3 separate regions of the Homo sapiens genome follow, and regions 2 and 3 are each linked to region 1. The links are chromatin contacts, found by Hi-C or POLR2A ChIA-PET in ENCODE. All regions are on one chromosome and are shown on one strand. The core of a region is the stretch at or near the end of the contact, and the rest is flanking DNA. Distances in the headings are between cores, read along the strand shown.

Region 1 (2,840 bases), core at 92-2,591:
TGCCAAGAATGAAGTTGTGAGAATGTGAAGCAGAGGGCTGGATAGGAGACTGCCACCTGGCCCAACCTCCGCTCCAGCTTGGGGAAGGGTCGGGAGGAGGACTGGGAGGAGCTGAGCCCAGCCTTACTTTTCTTGCCTTGGGGGAGGCCAGTCCTTGGCCTGGGAGGGCTGAAGCTGCTGGGGCTGAGAGGAGTGGTGCAGCCAGGGCTGGGAGTGGGGGGATTGTACAAGTAGGAGCCTACACCACCAATGTTCACCCCTGAAGAGAGAATAGGGGAGGTCAGGCTTGAGCCCCCAGCTCCCAGCCACAAGGAGGGTTCTGCTGACCCATGGCCCCTTAAGGCTGGTACTTACCCCTGGGTCCAAAGAGAGCCCCATAGCATGGCTTGTGGCAGTATGGCCTCCCATTGTGCTGGGCACAAGCAGAGGGAAGTGGGTTACTCAAGGCCAGCGGGAGCCATGCCCCACAGGCCTTCACCCCAGACAGGCTGCCAGGTGTGTCTGTCCACTGGCTGAGTCTGGTGGGCCTGGGAGGGGTGGGGGATGGGCTGGCATGCCAGCATTTCCACTGTGGTCAAGGGAGGAAGAGCAAGAGCAGCTCAGAAGGTGACGCTGCTTCCCACTCACCCTGATCCCCAAAACCATGGGATCCACAGTCACGACCCAGGTTCCCAAATTCCTGGCTGGTGTGGGGTCCACCAGGTGGGCGGCCTTGGGGTTGGCTACTGAGGTTCCCTTTGGCAGGCCTCCAGTGCTGAAGTTGGGGGCTGGTGCCTGGGGGGTGGGAGGCAGTGATGTAAACAGGGCAGTGCTCCCTGGCCAGGTCTTACCTCTGCATGCCCGCCAGGGGACAGGATGCTGTGGCAGCGCTCACATTTCAGGCAGAAGCGGTGCCAGTTCTTGCCCAGGGAGCTCACCTTCTCAGCTGTGGAGGACAAAGTGGAACCGAGCTGCGAGGAGCCTGTCCAAGCATAGGGCCCCTCCTTTCCCTCTTCGGCCCTCTAGGGAATTAGGTTGGCCTGCCCTGCTTCCTGGAGATGAGTGTCTCCAGGAGGCCAGCTCCATCCCGCTCCGGTTTCACACTCCCCACAGAGCTCTCAGAGGAAGGGAGAAGACCCGAGTGGGAGCGGGTGGTGCGGAGACTACCAGCCGCTGCAGGTGAAAAGGGTGTCTGGGACTACACTGTGGCTAGCCCTCCGCGTCCTCAGGGAATCCAGCGGCTCCCATTCGCCCCATCTTCTCCCCCTCCGCAGCCCGGGCCTCACCGAAGAAAACAGGTTGCTGGCAACGCGGACAGGTCCAGCTCATAGCTCCGCTCCAGGCAGCGCACGCGGCACACAGTAGGTACGCCGCTGCGGCTCAGTTCCGCCCCCTCCGCAGGCTCCACCCACGGCTCAGCTTTGAGCCTCCCTGGGCGGAATCCGCGGTTCCTCGGCGCTCATTGGTTATCAGAAATTTAGAACCACTCCACTTGGGAGACAAAGGGCTATTTCGCTGTTACTTCAAAGAGCATTAAAGCCTCGGTCAGACCCACGGGGAGGAGAGAGGATCTTGAAGCCGTGGACTCCAGACTAGGAAGGCACATGTGTAACGAAGACACCTGGACAGGGAGCTCTACTAGTTTCTGGAGCGGTAAGGACAGGAAAAATGTCCACAGTGCAGACATCATTAAAACACTACTCTCTCCAAAGCGAGGGAGTAGGCATTCTTTGAAATGCAAAATTCCACCTTGGCAGTATAGCAAGTGGTTGAAAGCAACAAAATCTGGAGCCCGTCTCTGGTACCCTACTCTTTGACTTCAGGCAAATTACTGAACCTCCCTCTCTGCCTCCATTTTCTCATCTGTGCAATGAGTATGATAACAGTCTCTGCCTCATAGGATTGTTATGAGAGTTAAATAGGTTAATACATGTAGAGTGCCCAAACAGCGCCTGGCATGTAAACGCTGTAACAGCTATAGCTATCACTATGATGGATCCCTTAATGAACTCAAGACTCGGTTTGGAAGCCTCAGAACATGGTCTGTATACAATCGTTTACTCCTAAAGCTGTAGGGTGGCTGGACACAGTGGCTGACACCTGTAATCCCAGCACTTTGGGAGGCCAAGGTGGGCGGATCGCCTGAGGTCAGGAGTCCAAGACCAGCCTGGCCATCGAGGCGAAACTGCGTCTCTACTAAAAATACAAAAATTAGCTGGGCGTGGTGGCGCATGCCTGTAATCTCAGCTACTCGGGAGGCTGAGGCAGGAGAATCGCATGAACCGGGAGGTGTGGAGGTTGCAGTGAGCCGAGATCGCACCACTGTACTCCAGCCTGGGGGACAAGAGCGAGACTCCATCTCAAAATAAATAAATAAATAAAAATGAAAACCAACTACACATTTCTAATCTGGTTTGCTTTAAAATTTTTAAATATTTGTGTTTTTAATGAATGTATTTATTTGAGGCAGGGTCTCTGTTGCCCAGGCTGGAATGTAGTGGTGCATCGTAGCTCACTGCAGTCTCCACCTGCCCGGCTCAAGCGATCCTCTCACTTTAGCCTCTGGAGTAGCTGGGACTACAGACACATGCCACCACACCTGGCTAATTTTTGTATTTTTTGTAGAGATGGGGTTTTGCCATGTTGCCCAGGCTGGTCTCGAATTTCTGGGCTCAAGCGATCCACCTGCCTGGGCCTCCCTAAGTGCTGGGATTACAGGTATATGCCCCCATGCCCAGATAAATATTTGTTAAAAGTAGTTCAATAGACTCTCTGGCACCATTAAAGAGATCCTGGGGACTGCCCAGTCTGTGGGCTGTAATGTTGATGGCCGCCACCCTCATGACATCATAGATGATATC
Region 2 (2,840 bases), core at 233-2,732, 62 kb before region 1:
CTAGGCCCCTTCCATTTTCCTGTCCTCCCCAGTTCAGCCCACTTCTGTCCCTCTGGAGTGGCCACAAGGTTGCTGTCTATCTGAAATCCATGTCTTGAGTCCATCACCTGTGTTCACCCCATCTCTTATATCCTGACCTCCCAACCCCATGGCTGTGTCAGTGGGTTCAGCTCACCCTGAGAAAGGTGTATGACTCTCAGCACATCCATCCCCCTCAGTTAACACCACCCTCAAGGGGCTTTAGTGCCTCCCCTCATTTTCTTGATTACCACATCTCCCAGGGCTGATTAGCAGGTCACTTTGGTGTGGGTGTCCCATGGGTCACCCCTTGGGTAGCAGGTCTTCCCTTTTCACTAAGCCTCTGTTGCACAGCTCCATGGACATTTTGTGGCACAGGGACTCCCCTAAGGGGGAGCCAAAGCCCAGGCCTCCCCTACAAGGGAAAGGGTCCCAGTCTGGTATGCCCCCTTGGTCAGCAAGTCTTCCTGGCATCAGTTAGAGTATGTCTCTCTCCCCTCGGCCTGTTCACTGTCATTTTCCTCTTCTTCATTGGTCAACATGTGTGTCCTGTTGCTGATTTTAAACATCTCTAGTTTGTAGTCTGTATCTCCCTTGCACTGGCCTTTATACAATCTTTCCCCTGGTAACTCCTGGAGCATCTGTCCAGTGGGGCCAGGAAGAATGCAGAGCAGGAGTGGAGCTCCTCTCCTCCATATCTGCCAGGTGGTCCTGGGTCCGCAGCCCGCCCTCACAGGCCCTCCTCACTCCCCTAGGTAGATGGCCCCCTCAGGGCAGGCCCGGCGGACACCCCTCCCTCTGGCTGGCGGATGCAGTGCCTAGCGGCCGCCCTTAAGGACGAAACCAACATGAGTGGGGGAGGGGAGCAGGCCGACATCCTGCCGGCCAACTACGTGGTCAAGGATCGCTGGAAGGTGGTGAGTGAGTGACCCGGCGGGACAGAGGGAGGGTAGCGGGGAGGGAGGCGAGGACCTGGAGACTTGTTAAAACCGGTGCCCTCCGCTCCCCTACCCTAAGAGGGAGGTGCCTCTAAGCTCATTTGCATACTGCTTGCATGTCATTATTTTTGCCAACACGTGTGGACAATAGCTTTCTCCCAGTGCCCTCTCTCGAGCCCCGCCCTCTCTCACCCCTCTTCCCGCTAGGTCACGTTGGTCAGGCCAAGCCCGGAACAACTCCTGGTTGGATGTCTGGGCAGGAGCTGCAGAGGCCAGTGTGGCGGAGGAGGAAGAGGGGTGGGGGAGGGAGCTTTTTCTCTGACGGACCTTGGAGAAGGGCAGTGGACGAGCATGTGTCCCTCCGCTTCCGCAGAGGACGGAAAGGCTTGGGTTTGGGGAAAGAGGCCCTGCAGGCTGCTCCCGCCGCACCCGCACTCCATCTTCTCCATCCAGCCTCCTCCCCTCGCCGGGTCCTGCGGCAGGTGCAGCACGGCGAGACTCCATCTCCCGGCGTGCCCTGCTCCTCCAGCCCGGGGCTTCGGGCTGCTCGGCCTGCTGGGAGTTGTAGTCTCAGCCTCCTCGGGAGCCGGGCCTGCCTCGGAGCGGGGGCGTGAGGGCTGGGGGAATGATAGTATTTGGGGAGCGAGACCTACTGTAAATCACCTCCCTTTTTCCGTCACTTAATAGCGCTCTGGTGTCCTCTTATTATTGTGGGGGCAGGATAATGTGGGGCAGACTGTGGGCGGCAGTGTGGGGAAACCCGTGTGTGAGCCTGTGGGACTGCACCGGAGTGGGGAGCCAGGGGGAGGGGAGGGAGAACAACAGAGGTCAGGTACACTCCTGACCTCTGAGTCGTGTGTGTGTGCGTGTGTGCTTGGCGCGTGTGCGCACCCGCGTGCTTTAGTGGGGAGGCTCAGTTCACGGGAGTGCGGGGTTGGAGAGGAGGGTGAGGCCCGGGTGCAGGCGGGTCTCCACGGCAACAGCCACCGGCCGTGCAAGTCCCCTAGAAACCTAGAAAGAGGCAACGGTGGCGACGTTTTCAGAGATGTCTCTGGGACTGGGGGTTGGGAGTGGAAGGGATGAAGAGGAGGAGACTTCTAGGGGTCCCCAAGGGATGAGGAAAGGGGCTGTTTATGTCCCAGAGGGGGACTTCCTGAGAGGGAGAGTACAGAAATCGGGGGAGGAAGAGCCAGGGCAGTAATAAAAGGAACGAGGGTCTGGCGAAGACAGGAGTGTTCCTCTGAAACCTCGGGGCCCCTGGCACCGGAGCTTAGTTTCTGGCGGATTGGAGGCAGAATGACATTTGCACTGAAGTGGTGAGGAAAAGACAGTTTTTACACACATGTTGAGTTTAGGCTGGAACTTTTTTGTGATTTCTGAGGGAAGGAGTAGAAGATGAGTGGGGAGCGAAATGGAGCAGGGAGCTGGGGGGAGGGCAAGCATGGCAACCTCTCCTCACCTCCGACCCCCACCCCTGGAGTGTTAGAGAGGGTGAGGGGCCACATGCTTCCCTTCAGCCTGTTCCAAGTGAGGATGGCACTGAGGTGGGAGGCAGAGCTCAAGAACCAAGGCAAACTGCCCATAGATCTTGGTGGCCAGAAGAAAAAGGGGGTCAGTGGCACTAGATGTGGCATTTAAAAATAAATACGTGGACCAGGCATGGTGGCCCATACCTGTAATCCCAGCACTTTGGGAGGTTGAGGTGGGAGGATCACTTGGGGTCACGAGTTCGAGACCAGGCTGGCCAACACGGTGAAACCTCATCTCTACTAAAAATACAAAAATTAGCCGGGTGTGGCAGTGGGCGCCTGTAATCCCAGCTACCTGGGAGGCTGAGGCAGGAGAATCACTTGAACCTGGAAGGCAGAGGTTGCAGTGAACTGA
Region 3 (2,840 bases), core at 127-2,626, 39 kb before region 1:
TGGAGGCTCCATGCCAAGTCCCTTGTGCCCCCATGTGACAGCAGCAAGGGATGCTGGGGCTGAGTGTCCCAGGCCCCCTCCTTCCTGGAGGAGCTGGCCCAGGCAGTCCTTGCTGCTGCTGTAAAAGCTATTTCAACTGGCCTCTGTCTCAGGAAGAGAGAGGGTCAGGCTGGGAGAGGTCTGGTAACACCCTGGGCGCCATTTCTACCCCCACATATCTGGGACACTTCCACTTCACTCGGAGGGCATGGGGGCACAGAGCAGGATTCTTCCAGAAGGCGATGAGGCAGCAGTTCTGCCCAGCCCTGTACACAAGCTGCCTGGTGGCTCAGACTTTGAGGGGGCAGGGAAAAAGCCACTTTCAAGAAATGACTTCAGTTTGCCCCTCCTCCTACGAGTCCATCCCTTCCCTCATTTGGAAGAGTGATTTAAAATTAGATACTAAAATAGCTCAGTGAAGAGCACAGCATTTACTCCATGGCGGGTGCTGTTCCAAGTACTGCACATCTTATAACATCGAATCCTCACGACCACCCTTTGAGGTGGGCACCATTATGACCCCCATTTTACAGAGGAGGAAGCTGAGGCTCAGAGAGGTGCAGTAACTTGCTCAAGGTCACTCAGATTTTAAGTGGTGGAGTTGGGATTCAAACACGAGTAATTGGGCTCTAGAGTACCACCTTATGCCGCATGGTCACCCCGATCCCAACACCTCCCTGTGATGGGGCGGGGGTGCCAAGGCGGAGGGTGTACAGGGAAAGTTTCTGAGCCCTAATGAGTAGCACGGAATCTAGCTGGGGAGACATGCCACACACAGCTGTCAACACATGGCAAGGAACTCTCTCAGAGCACACAGCCACGTTCCTGAGAGAAAGGGTTCCCCAGTCCAGAACAACCCTGAGCTAGGTAGGACTAAGCCAGGAAGGCTTCTCGGAGGAGGTGAGTGACCATGGTCTCCTTGCAGAGACCATAGTGTGAGAAGTTCCAGAGAGAAGGAGGAGGGGGAAGGGCGTTGGAGGCCAGAGCCTAGATTCTGAGGCAGGACCTTGGGGCGGGTGGTTTGCACCCTCCTCCACCCTGCCTGACCCCGCCCACTTGCCCGGGACGCCGGCGCCGCAGGGGCTGTGAGCGGTGGGTGGCCCCGGAGACGGAGCTGTCGAGTCTGTGCCTGACACCTCTTTTCCCTCCACTTTCTTGGTCTCTTTCAGTTGGAGGAGGACAGACTCTCGGGGCACTCCCTCCCGCGGTACAGCCCCCTGCGACGACTGGCGTCCTCCGTGTTCTCCTCCTCCACGCTGGAGACGGAGCATTACCCTCACCCCGGCGGCGGCGGCTCCTCGGGCTCCTCCGGTTCCCTCATTCAGCGCAGCCGCTCGGCTGAGAGCAGCCCTGTGCGGGCGCCCCACCGGCGCCACGCGCCCCTCGCTGCTGGCAACCACAGACTCATGCCCTCGGTGCTCCGCATCTCGCGGTCCCAGCTGCAGCAGGTGTGGGCCCGGTTCACCCACAAGACCTAGGCTGGGCCCCCCCCCTCCTGGAGGGGGCAGGTGGGGGGGGGTGGGGAGCAGGCAGAGGACCATGGTTCCTTCCCAGGACGCAATAATCACACACTCACACATCCCATCCCACCCCATCATGCAATACAGCCCCCCTAGAACGTTGGCCCAAGGTACTGTAATACTCCCACCCCAAGCAGAGTCTCCGTCCCACCTCCCCATCAGCTCCCTTTGTAGGTGCCAGCCAAATGGTGCAGGGAGGGGTGGGGCTGGTGGTACAGTTTCCAGGACAGGGCAGGGGCGCTCAGCTGGAGCCACTGATGGGTCCAGAGTCCAGTGGAAAGAGAGGTGTCAGGGAGATGAGGCCTGCAGGGCCAGAGGCACTCTGGTATGGGCTTTGTTCTGTTTAATTTGTGATCTCTTGGCATGGCTGGGTCTGATCCACCCCGAGGGGCTGGCGGGAGGCCAAGACCCTCCTTGCATGGTGTGTGTGTGTGTGTGTGTGTGTGTGTGTGTGTGTGTGTGTGTCCCTGTGTATGGATGGAGGCCAGGACAGCCAGGTTTGGAATGTGGTGGGGAGTGTTTCAATGCTCAGTGATCGGGGGAGGAGCCCTGTGACCTAGCGAGACTTTCTCAGGCCATCATCATTGAGGACAGAGTTCTCTCCTCACACATCTTACCCCAGGAAGGCTCAGTCCATGGTAGGCTGCCCCTCCCCCAAGACACCTGTGCCATCACTCCCTGGTAGGATTGGGTGTCTGTCCTCGGCTCCTCAGGAACTGAGGATGGATGAGAGGGGCCTGGGATCCACCTCCCAAGGCAGGCTGGAACTGAGCAACGAGGAGACCCAGCTTAGAAGCAGTGGCAGCTAAGGTGGTTGTTAAGGATGACGTGAGAAACCATGTGCTTGTCAGCAAAACCAGTGTCTCAGGACAAATCCCAGGCGGGAGCAGCCCCACCTCTGCCCTTCTCAGAAGGTGACTCCTTCCTGTAGGTGCTCGGTCAGCCCCAAGGGCGGTGGTGAAGACACAGCAGAAGAGAGGCAGGTTGGATAGGGATCTGGACACTTGGGAGTGGGGAAGTGTCAGGATGCCAGCTTGCGCCTGCCTCTTCTGCCCATTTCTCAGCCCCCAACCTTCACTGCAGGGAGCCCAAGTTTCCCTTTATTCATCCTGCCCATGTCAGCCAGCACCTCTGTTCCCCTGGGGAATGCGGTAGTAGTGAAGTGGGTACTAGAAAGGGCCGTGCCTGTATGGGGAGGGGAGGAGGCCCAAAGATTTGCAAAATGTTTATTTCAGTGAGACTGTGTCTGTATGTTTGCTTGTGTGCATGCGCGTACACTTG

What was found. A loop is a pair of places that touch in the nucleus more often than their neighbours do. ChIA-PET counts read pairs that join two places held with the same protein, here RNA polymerase II (POLR2A). Pooled maps may share reads with other maps.
Region 2: a loop to region 1 is called in a pooled map, with 3 times the contacts of the local background. The contact joins the enhancer-like site here to the promoter of CRIP3 in region 1. A Hi-C loop is called at or near these places in 3 of 50 pooled maps. POLR2A ChIA-PET finds 5 or more read pairs at or near these places in 12 of 52 experiments (A673, H1, HEK293 and 8 more).
Region 3: a loop to region 1 is called in a map with no recorded cell type, with 2.4 times the contacts of the local background. The contact joins the enhancer-like site here to the promoter of CRIP3 in region 1. A Hi-C loop is called at or near these places in 6 of 168 maps with a recorded cell type or tissue (B cell, CD8-positive, alpha-beta T cell, HepG2 and 3 more), 9 of 37 single-sample maps with no recorded cell type and 10 of 50 pooled maps. POLR2A ChIA-PET finds 5 or more read pairs at or near these places in 14 of 52 experiments (BJ, GM12878, H1 and 8 more).

Annotation. Positions count from the first base shown.
Region 1 is chr6:43,307,485-43,310,324 of GRCh38, forward strand. It overlaps CRIP3 (cysteine rich protein 3), which reads right to left and starts at 1,342. Exons shown (of 8, transcript NM_206922.3): 1 at 1,266-1,342; 2 at 831-925; 3 at 355-412; 4 at 128-259. The coding sequence starts at 1,308. It also overlaps the pseudogene RPL12P47. RefSeq lists an enhancer at 2-859.
Region 2 is chr6:43,245,834-43,248,673 of GRCh38, forward strand. TTBK1 (tau tubulin kinase 1) reads left to right here. Exons shown (of 15, transcript NM_032538.3): 2 at 774-935. The coding sequence starts at 828. Among named protein-coding and RNA genes, the nearest start is that of TTBK1, 3.8 kb to the left of the region's middle. Within about 2 kb of position 1,483, at least 17 of the 41 ENCODE cell types and tissues checked have a DNase peak (open chromatin) inside an H3K27ac peak, as active enhancers do.
Region 3 is chr6:43,268,435-43,271,274 of GRCh38, forward strand. The region is part of intron 13 of TTBK1 (tau tubulin kinase 1); the gene reads left to right. Among named protein-coding and RNA genes, the nearest start is that of TTBK1, 26 kb to the left of the region's middle. Within about 2 kb of position 1,377, at least 12 of the 41 ENCODE cell types and tissues checked have a DNase peak (open chromatin) inside an H3K27ac peak, as active enhancers do.